3 separate regions of the Mus musculus genome follow, and all the other regions are linked to region 3. Evidence: chromatin contacts called from ENCODE POLR2A ChIA-PET data. All regions are on one chromosome and are shown on one strand. The core of a region is the stretch at or near the end of the contact, and the rest is flanking DNA. Distances in the headings are between cores, read along the strand shown. Region 1 holds the start of 2810408I11Rik (RIKEN cDNA 2810408I11 gene). Region 2 holds the start of Mettl21a (methyltransferase like 21A). Region 3 holds the start of Plekhm3 (pleckstrin homology domain containing, family M, member 3).

What was found. ChIA-PET counts read pairs that join two places held with the same protein, here RNA polymerase II (POLR2A).
Region 1: POLR2A ChIA-PET joins it to region 3 with 23 read pairs in embryonic stem cell. The contact joins the promoter of 2810408I11Rik here to the promoter of Plekhm3 in region 3. POLR2A ChIA-PET finds 5 or more read pairs at or near these places in 4 of 5 experiments (Patski and embryonic stem cell).
Region 2: POLR2A ChIA-PET joins it to region 3 with 10 read pairs in Patski. The contact joins the promoter of Mettl21a here to the promoter of Plekhm3 in region 3. POLR2A ChIA-PET finds 5 or more read pairs at or near these places in 2 of 5 experiments (Patski and embryonic stem cell).

What each region holds. Positions count from the first base shown.
Region 1 is chr1:64,689,051-64,692,145 of GRCm38, forward strand. It overlaps 2810408I11Rik (RIKEN cDNA 2810408I11 gene), which reads right to left and starts at 1,609. Exons shown (of 2, transcript NR_038009.1): 1 at 1,414-1,609. Ccnyl1 (cyclin Y-like 1) reads left to right here and starts at 2,295. Exons shown (of 10, transcript NM_001097644.1): 1 at 2,295-2,350. The coding sequence starts at 2,341.
Region 2 is chr1:64,616,425-64,619,420 of GRCm38, forward strand. Mettl21a (methyltransferase like 21A) reads right to left here and starts at 1,340. Exons shown (of 3, transcript NM_025964.4): 1 at 1-1,340.
Region 3 is chr1:64,955,360-64,958,389 of GRCm38, forward strand. Plekhm3 (pleckstrin homology domain containing, family M, member 3) reads right to left here and starts at 1,465. Exons shown (of 8, transcript NM_001039493.1): 1 at 1,336-1,465. It overlaps Gm51627 (predicted gene, 51627), which reads left to right and starts at 1,220. Exons shown (of 3, transcript NR_165472.1): 1 at 1,220-1,468.

The DNA of each region.
Region 1 (3,095 bases), core at 359-2,858, 270 kb before region 3:
GGGGAGCGGCATCAAAACCCGCCTACCCTCTAAATCAGAACTTTAGACTTTTTTTTTTTTTTTTTTTTTTTTTGCCTTCTACTTCTGTTCTCCCTCCATATCCAATAGGTAAGTACTTCCTATTTCACTTAGGAAATAAGTTCTTTGTCCACTTAGTCACCAGTGCCCTTTGTTGGAGTTGTCTTTCTTTCCTAGGAAAAGACTAGGCTTCCTTAACTAGACCTTTCTTCCCTTCCTTCTTACTGTCCAGAATAACATAGTCTTAAATACACATGACAATGACTTCTGAACTTCATGTTCAACACTTATTTCCAGTATAAAATCTAAACTCTTGGTCTGGAGAGATGGCTCAGCGGTTAAGAGCACTGACTGCTCTTCCAGAGGTCCTGAGTTCAATTCCCAGCCACCACATAATGGCTTACAACCATCTGTGATGGGAGCCAATGCCTCTTCTGATGTGTCTGAAGACAGCCACAGTGTACTCATACAAATACAATAAATATATACATTAAAAGAAAACAACTAAACTCTTGACCTCATTGACTTTGGGGTCAGATATTTGTGTTTGTACTCCAAGAGCAGCAGTGTGAACTCGTACAGCTAGATTCTCCAAATCTTTGCTTCTCATTTGCCTAAATTTACTGGGAGCCTGGACTGCTGGACTTCAGGAACAGAAATGAACGAGAAGATTCAATTAGGGAAGATATTTAAAATCCCCAAGTGAAAAGATTGCTCTTCCTTAAAATGAACACTACCAAGCACCAACAGTCTCTGTCATTTTCCCTAACCGTGACTTCCTTTCACAGGTACTCGGAGATAAACCTGGAATCCAGACTATTCTGGCCCCTACACGAGCAGTAACCTTGTCATGTAACCTTGAGAAAGTTACTCAGTTTCTGCATGCTCCCCCTACCCTGCCACCGATCAGTAAAATCTGGGAGATCGAACATTGGACTGCTCTTTAGACTTAGCGCTAAGGGAGCTCGGTTGGCATGGTTGGCAATACTTGGTGCATGCTAAAGGTCAATTGCTCTCTACCATCCCCATCACTTAGGACTGTGGGCACCCCACAGTGTGGTTCTCTATTTTGTGGGAGAAAACTGTTCTCTGCATTGCTAGTTAAAGAAACAAAGTCTGGAAACTCCTGTCTTGTGATGGCAGAAAACAAGCGAAACCGGAGTTGCTGGCTCCCAGCTTTTCTGAACCGAGAGTTTGGTCCTTATTTGACGTACGAGGAAATTGAAGAGTGACGTGTCCTCGGGTTTCATGCAAGACACAGTCACGACTCTTTATTGAGAGTAAGGAGCGAGCCCCGGGGTTGCTATGGCCAAGTTGCAAGCGAGAACGTAACACTGGGAAGACAGGAGAAGAGCATTTAGCCATATACAACCGGCTAAGTCCAGTGCAACTTACTTGGGTGAGCAAAGGGAAGCTGTCAAACATGGAGAGACCAAACTGCTGACAAAACCAACTCTTCACCAGGCCGGACCTTCGGGGCCCGCCTTGAAGGGCGGCCTCGAGTAACAAACTGCCGCAGCTCCCCAGTAGGAGCCGGACTCGGCGCAGCTCGAGATGAATGGAAACCAGAATTCGCGCGGCTCAGCTTAAGGGACGGGGCGGGGCTTTGTGAGTCACGTGCCTGGGCCGTAGGCGGGTGCGTGGAGGGAAGTCCGGGTCTGATTGGCTACCCGTCACCAGGTGACCGCGGAGCGCGTTCCGGTTGGCAGGAGCCGGCTAGCGGCCTTCAGTTCGGAGGCGGCGACGGAAGGAGGAGGAGCTCCGGCCGCGCTCTCGGCCCGCAGTGGCTGCGTCTCCCAGCGCTTGTCGGGTCCCCACCCCTTTTAAATAAGCCGGGCTGGTCGCCGCCCTCGCAGACTAGTCCGCTGTGGGGAGGCGGCGGCGGCGAGCCGGCGGGGGTGCGGCCGAGGCCGGAGCCCTGCCCCGGGCTGGGCGGCGGGGCGGGCGGGCGCGCAGCGGGCGCGGCGGCGAGTGCGGGCGGGCGCAGCCCCGCTCTGCCCGGGGCTGCCGGCGCCGACCGCGCCATTGTTGGGGGAGGGGGCGGGCGCGGAGTCCGGGGCGAGCGGAGGCGCAGGCGTCGGCCGAGCGGAGCGGACGCTCCCCATGGGGAACACGCTGACCTGTTGCGTGTCCCCCAATGCCAGCCCCAAGCTGGGCCGGCGCGCGGGGCCGGCAGAGCCCGACTACGAGTCCGAGGTCTACGAGGCGGCGGCCGGGGACGCGGTGGCGGTAGCGCCGGCGCCCGCTGCGGCCGTGGAGCCCGCCGAGTTGGATTTCGGAGCCGGCGAGGGCCACCACCTGCAGCACATCAGTGACCGAGAGATGCCCGAAGGTGAGGAGGCAGCGGGCGCGTCCGGGCCGTGGCGCACCTCTGGCCTCCACCGACTCCCTGGGTCCCGCTGGGAGGCGGCCGCCGCCTCGGGTTCCTTCCTGCCGGGATTATTCCTGGCGCAGGCCTGGACACCGGGAATGAGGGCTGTGGCTCGTGTTCCCACCCCTTATTCTTTCTCGGCCACGTCTGGCCAGTTTCTCTCCCACCCCTACGCCCAGTTCTTCACTCTTCCCATTCTCTCATTCTGACCCGGGACCCTGTACCCGGCACCGCTTCCTCTTTGTACTGCTGTGTACCGTCCAGTGGAACTTAAGACTTCAAGAGACTATAATTGCCCCTTTTCTTAATAAAACTCCCAGGTACCCCTAACCTCAGAATAGCCATCCCATCTCTCTGTCCTTACTTAGGCAGATGGTACGTAAGGTAAGAGCATAATGTTCCTCTTGCTCTGAACGAGTTGAGTAACTGATACTAGAGCAATCTAGATTCAGCATGGTTAAAGATTTCTTATTTACGTTCAAGTAGAGATTGCCACCAAAATGTGTATGGTATTAAGTAGGATTTTGAAAGTAGCCTCAATAATAAAGGTTGCTTTATTACTTTCAGTTATAGTTGGAACACAGAAAGAGGAGACTTCTGTGAAAGATGTTAGTTTCTTTCCAGGCTTCAGAAAAGTACTGCTTCCCCTCCCTAACAAGGAGTAGTTCTGCTTGCTTTAAAATTATCATTTTGGTAAATACATCGC
Region 2 (2,996 bases), core at 90-2,589, 340 kb before region 3:
CTGTCTATCTCTGCTGAGACCTGTCATGCAAAAAGAATCCTGAGTGTCACCAGAGTCAGAAGTTGAGTGCTGTATCTTACTTAAGTAACTTGGAAAAGCTGTTGACGTTATTACAAGTTCAAACTAAGAAATAGACTGAGGTGCATCCAATTTCTTCAACAGCTTTTCCTCCGAGACTTGAGGGAAGTGAAAATTGGCTCTGAATTGGTGTCAACTAATAACTCTGAGGAGGAAACGCCTAGAAATCTCTAACTACTGTGGCACCCTACAGGCTCCTGTTACTACTTGGGCATTACATAAAGAACGGTACACGAAGTGACAGTGACGGCCCTGGGCACCTGATCTGTCTGGACCCAGCTCCCACATTTTTGTTTGTTTGGTCCGCCAACCTACATCCTCATGTTCAGCTAGGACAAAGGAGCCAAATGCGTACTTCTGCTAAATCCTAAGGGTTCGCCCTGCCTTTTGACCCTAGAAGGCTCCCTACGGCAGAGTGGATGGAGTCACCCTGGGGGCTGGAGCGGACAATACTGGCGGACAACCCGCGGGACAAAAAGCACGTCCCGCACGACACCCGGGGGCCACAGATGCGCTTCCCTCGCGCCCACGAAAGAGTCCCGGGAACCCAGCATGGTGGGAGCAGGGCTCTGCAGAGACTCCTTTCGGACCCTCGGGTGGAGGCTTGGCGCCCACACAGCCCGCTGGCCACCCTGCAGTGCCTCCACGTAGATACTCACGGTTCCGGGAGGGTACCCGAGCCGCGCAAGCGCACAGCCTTGCCCAGTCGCTGTGCGGAGCTCCTCCTTAAAAGGCTGGATTGGCAGAAGGCGGTGGAAGCTGGTTCCGGGAAGAGAGACGCGGGTTTCCGGTCCCCTTCCCCGGTACCGCCGCTTTCCCCTGGCCCGTGCTGTGTAGTTCCTGTGAGGCCCTACGGTTTTGGGGCGCCAGGGAGGGCGAGTGCACAGGGGCGTGGGGTGCCTTGCATGGGAGAAAGGCCGACCTTAAAGTGGACAGTTAGTCGGCGACGTTGGCGCCCAAGGATGCGTAGCGAAGTAGAGAACTAAACGTAGTCACCGCGTTTGGTGGCAGTGAAGTGGGAGAGAACACTACCGAGCATCCCTAACCACGGCGCGGCTGGGGAGTGGGCGTGCGACGCCCAGGCCGGGTTTTGAGCCCGACCACATGCGCTCGGGCGCTCGCGTCGCTCCACGCCGCCACTCTGCTGGCCGAAATGGACGCCTTTCTAAATCCTGGCCGGCAGCCTCGGCTGCAAACTCCATCCCCGGACCTGGCCACCCAAGGGTCTCCGCGTGCCGGACCCTGCCGAGCCGCGACCGCCCTCGCCTCTCCCGGCCGGCAGGGGGCGCGCCTGACCTCCACATTCCAGCACCAGCTGCGGGAGACTGGGGACAAGTGGCCTGCAGTAAACTGGGGACCAGTAAGAGCCCTTTCCTCAAGTTACTGAGTTTCCTGTTTGGGTCTTTTCTTCCTCCGTTTTTTCTCTTAGTAAGTTTTCTCCTTACTTGCTCCATGGCTTTGTGCTATCTCGGCTTCTCAGCTTCCCCTTTTCCTTTTCTTATTAAAGCTCACGTTTTTGCGCTAGAGAGAGCTAATCCGATTTCATCAGTGAATACGCACAAGTGAAAAGACCACACCACGTTGATATGTAGTTACTAGAAGAAGAAATACCTTTCTTCCGTGTGTTTTCTGTTTTATTTCTTTCTTTTGGGGACCTAAACTAGGCACAGGAAAGTGTAGACTTTGGGTCAGAAAAACATTCAAAAATGTAAATGGGTTGACCTCCCCAGATTCCTGGGATCTAGCTAACCATTCTGTCTCCCTATTCTCCATCTTTCCACTGAAAATGTATACACACACAGGGGAGGATTGCATACATATGTATATGACTTTAAAACTTCCCCCAAGCTCTCCAGCACACTGCCAACAAGAGCATTTGCAACATTACATTTACTTACCGTGTTCCTTTTGCCCCTCCTAGCTCCCAGAGTTGTAATTATTGCCGACTTGCTTAGAAAGGGCACACATCCGCTTAGGAAAATCAACATCTATAGCAGTGTAGACATTAAAGAGAGCACAAACAGAAACCACTGGTGAGCCTCTAAATATCTGAGAAGAAAGACTTGTTTAATCCTTGGGGGAGAGAGTAATGAGCATTTGATAGAGTACATATTTAAGTGCTCAGCCTGCTATATGGCTGTCTTTAATATGCCCAGGGATTTTCCTATCCTTAGTTCATACTTGACCATACAAATTGTTCTTACCATCAGAACGTGGGTGAAAGAGCCCCTCGCAGCTGGGTAGTTGCTCCTTTCTCACTATCCCAGGGCTTTGGTTTGGTTTAGTTTAAAACAGGATCTCTCTTCTCTACATAGCCTTGTCTGCCCAGGAACTCACTATATATGTACCAGGTTGGCTTCAAACTCAGATGCACCTGCCCCAGACTGGCAAGTGCTGAGATTACAGGTTGTGTGTCACCATGCCTAGCCAAGGCTTGTGTCTTAACATCCAGGCTCTCTTTAGCACCAGGTCCCCGGTTGGAGCTTCACAACTGAAACAGGAGTGAGAAAGAAACCTTTGTAATCGTGGAGAACAGAGCGTGCTGCAGCATTGCTTAGGTGGTACCACAACGGGGGGTGCTAACAACTTGGGAGACTTCCAATGTGAGTGAGGTAGAGGGGCTGGAGAAATGACTTAGTGGTTGAGAGCGCCTTTTGCTCTTGCAAAGGATGCAGGATCAGAACCCAGCACCCACATGATGGCTTACAAAAATCCAAGACTCCACCTAAGTGCCACGGACCCAGTGTCCTCTTCAGTCCCCTGTATGCACAAAGCACACATACCGTAAACATGTATGTGCCCTCAAAAGATTCATACAAAATTAATGAGGTACATGTTTTAGTGTGACTGTTTGGCAAGGTAGGAATTCTTTTGGAGACCTTCAAGGCTTGTAAGATCTTCCTCGTCCTCTTGACTCC
Region 3 (3,030 bases), core at 215-2,714:
CTTTAAAAACATCAAGTGGCACATGCCTTTAATTCCAGCAGAGGCAGGTGGATCTCTGTGAATTCAAGACCAGCCTAATCTACATAGCAATTTCCAGGCTAAACAGGGTTACATAGAGAGACTCTCTCAAAAAAAACATACATATTTAATAACTCATTGAATCTTTGATGAGGTGGCTATTATTCCCATTCTACAGATTAGGAAACAGCTAAATTGAGTAAACTTTCCAGGATGACGAAATGAGAAAGTGACCAAACAAGAATTTAAGCTGAAGTAAGCTTTCAGGATCTTGCCAGAACAATAGCATTGTTAAAGTACTTACTATAAAGACAAACACACAAGTTATTGATGTTATTTCTTGGTACATGACATTTACACACTTCGTGTCAATTTAACCTAATACTTGACTCCTAGTGAAGTTAGATTATGTTACCAAGGTAACACATGTATATTGACCTTTTAAAGACCTCATTTTTGCTATGGTATTTCTTTAAGTAAATGAAATAAAAACTACTTGGTGTTTTAAGCAACCACTTATAACGTGTACTATTCTATAATGCTGTATAAGTACAAGTCACAATTTATTATGATTTGTTGAAAATATTTTACAGGAAAAACCCAGAAGTTTCTTTCTAGTTCCATGGATCAAAGAAAAAAAGGGGAGGAACTAAATAACATTTACAATAATATATCTCAATCTTTTTAACCTGTAAAGGCGCCTTGCTTTGCAAACTATACATATAAGCCCAGCCTCTATTTGTCTTCTGAAATCAGAATTTTTTTTCCAGCTTAAGGGCCTGAGGACTCCTTATCTTGTTTTGTTTGTTTTGTTTTTGTTTTCTAGCTTAATAAGCTTTTCATACAAGACCAATCTATCATTAGTCCTGTACTGTCATTTACTATACATTCAAAATGGGCTCAGTCAATAGAAAGAACAAACGTAGCGTTTCTCTGGGGCTAAAAGCTCTACTGGGGTTTGGTTTCTATGATCGCTGGGGAGGGGTTACTAAAAACAACGCAGAAACAGGATCACCTTATTCAACTACTTTCTAATTTGCGTTACTTGATTCACAAAAAATAAACACCAGGTCATGTCTTCCTCCTCACTTAGCCACCCACAAATGAAGTGCTATCCCCAGCGCGAAATACAACAGAAAGCGGTGCGTGGGAAGAACCCCGGCGACCCCGGGGAGCTCCGGGGATGCGTCATCCCGTCCCCCTCCCCGCCCAAGGCCGCCGTGAGGAGGATGCTCACCGCGGCTCTGGTCCCTTCTCCCCTGCGGCCTGCAGCCGACCCCCGGCAGGACCCCGACCCGGGCAGCCCGCCCTCCTCACCGCCAGCGACTGCGCTCCAGCTGCCGACCATCCCGGCCCGGCTCTGTTTACAAGCGGCTTCTCGCGGTCCCACGCCCAAAAGCTTCCCCGCGGCAGCCCGGCAACAGGATCCGATTACACAGAGTTCCAGCCGGTGAGGACCGGTCCCTCCTACGGGAGGAGCAGGCGGTCGGGCGGGGCCTGACCTCCTTATCTTATTGTTTGCTTTACAGCCTTTATCCCAGGCTTGGTCCCTTCCACGTTCTTCCCAAGACCGAGGATGTTTGCAGTTAAAACTGTCACTTGGAACCTACCAGGGCAGGGCCAGCTAGCAGCAGTTGCTAAGAATAAGAGAATTTCTCAGAAATAATGCTTTCCAAACATAGGAATGAACTGCTTGTCATCTTTGGATAGGTGCACGAACTGCTTTTCATCTTTAGTTAGGTTCACGGTTTTAAAGGATGTGGTTGAGGGGAAATGTCTCTAACCTGGCTGTGGATTCCTAGTCTAGCAGCTAGGGCTTAGGGAAGGGCAAGAAGTCACCTCTCCTGAGGTCTGCTGGTAACCAGCCACTTTGCAAAGACGTGCAGTTCCGGTTGGATGAATCTTCCTTTCAGTTTTCAGTCTTAATTTGCCATCACAGCATACTTCTTAGTCGGTTTTTTTTTTTTTTTTTTTTTTCAATTAAGCTTAGTAAGAGAGGGGCGGGGGCGGGGTAGCACACACTTTTAATCCCAGCACTGGCACTGAGGAGGCACAGGCAAGTGAACCTGTGTGAGTTTGAAGCCAACCTGGTCTACACAGAGAGTTCCGGGCCAACCAGAGCTACAGGCTTTGTCTCAAAAGCAAAAGCAAGCCAAGCAGTGGTGTCACAAACCTTTAATCCCAGCACTCAGGAGGCAGAAGCAGGTGGATCTCTGTGAGTCTGAGCCCCTCCACCCTTGTCTACAGAGTGAGTTCCAAAACAAAACAACAACAAAAGCAAACAAAGCACAAACAAACGCGTGTAAGTCAATGACCAGTATCCATATTCTGTTTAAAAATGGAGAGAATTAGGACTCAACAGGATATATAATATTTTTTTTGAAAGTCAAATCTTTAAAAAGTACAGAATCAAATTGTGATTGGTTGAATAGATTTGGCTCCCATAGACTCATGTTTCAATGCTTGGCCATAAGGAATGGCACTATCAGAGGTGTGACCTTATTGGAGTAGGTACATTCTTGTTGGAGGAAGTGACTGCTACTTAAGCCGGCTTTGAGATTGCTGTATACTAAGGTATAGGTATATTAAGCTCTGCCCAGTATGGAATCAGAGCCTCCTCCCAGCTGCCTGAAGTAGACTGTCTCCTTCTGGTTGTCTTGGCATCTAGATGTCGAACTCTTGGGTCTTCCAGCACTTGCCTGTACACTGCAAAGTTCCTGCCATAATAATAATGGACTGAACTTTTGAAGCTGTTAAGCCAGCCCCCAATTAAATGTTTGTCTTTATGAGAGTTGCCTTGGGCCGGGCGTGGTGGCACACACCTTTAATCCCAGTACTTGGGAGACAGAGGCAGGCGGATTTCTGAGTTCGAGGTCAGCATTTCTGAGTTCGAGGTCAGCCTGGTCTACAAAGTGAGTTCCAGGACAGCCAGGGCTATACAGAGAAACCCTGTCTTGAAAAAAACCAAAAAAAAAAAAAAAAAAAAAAAAAAAAAAAGAGTTGCCTTGGTCA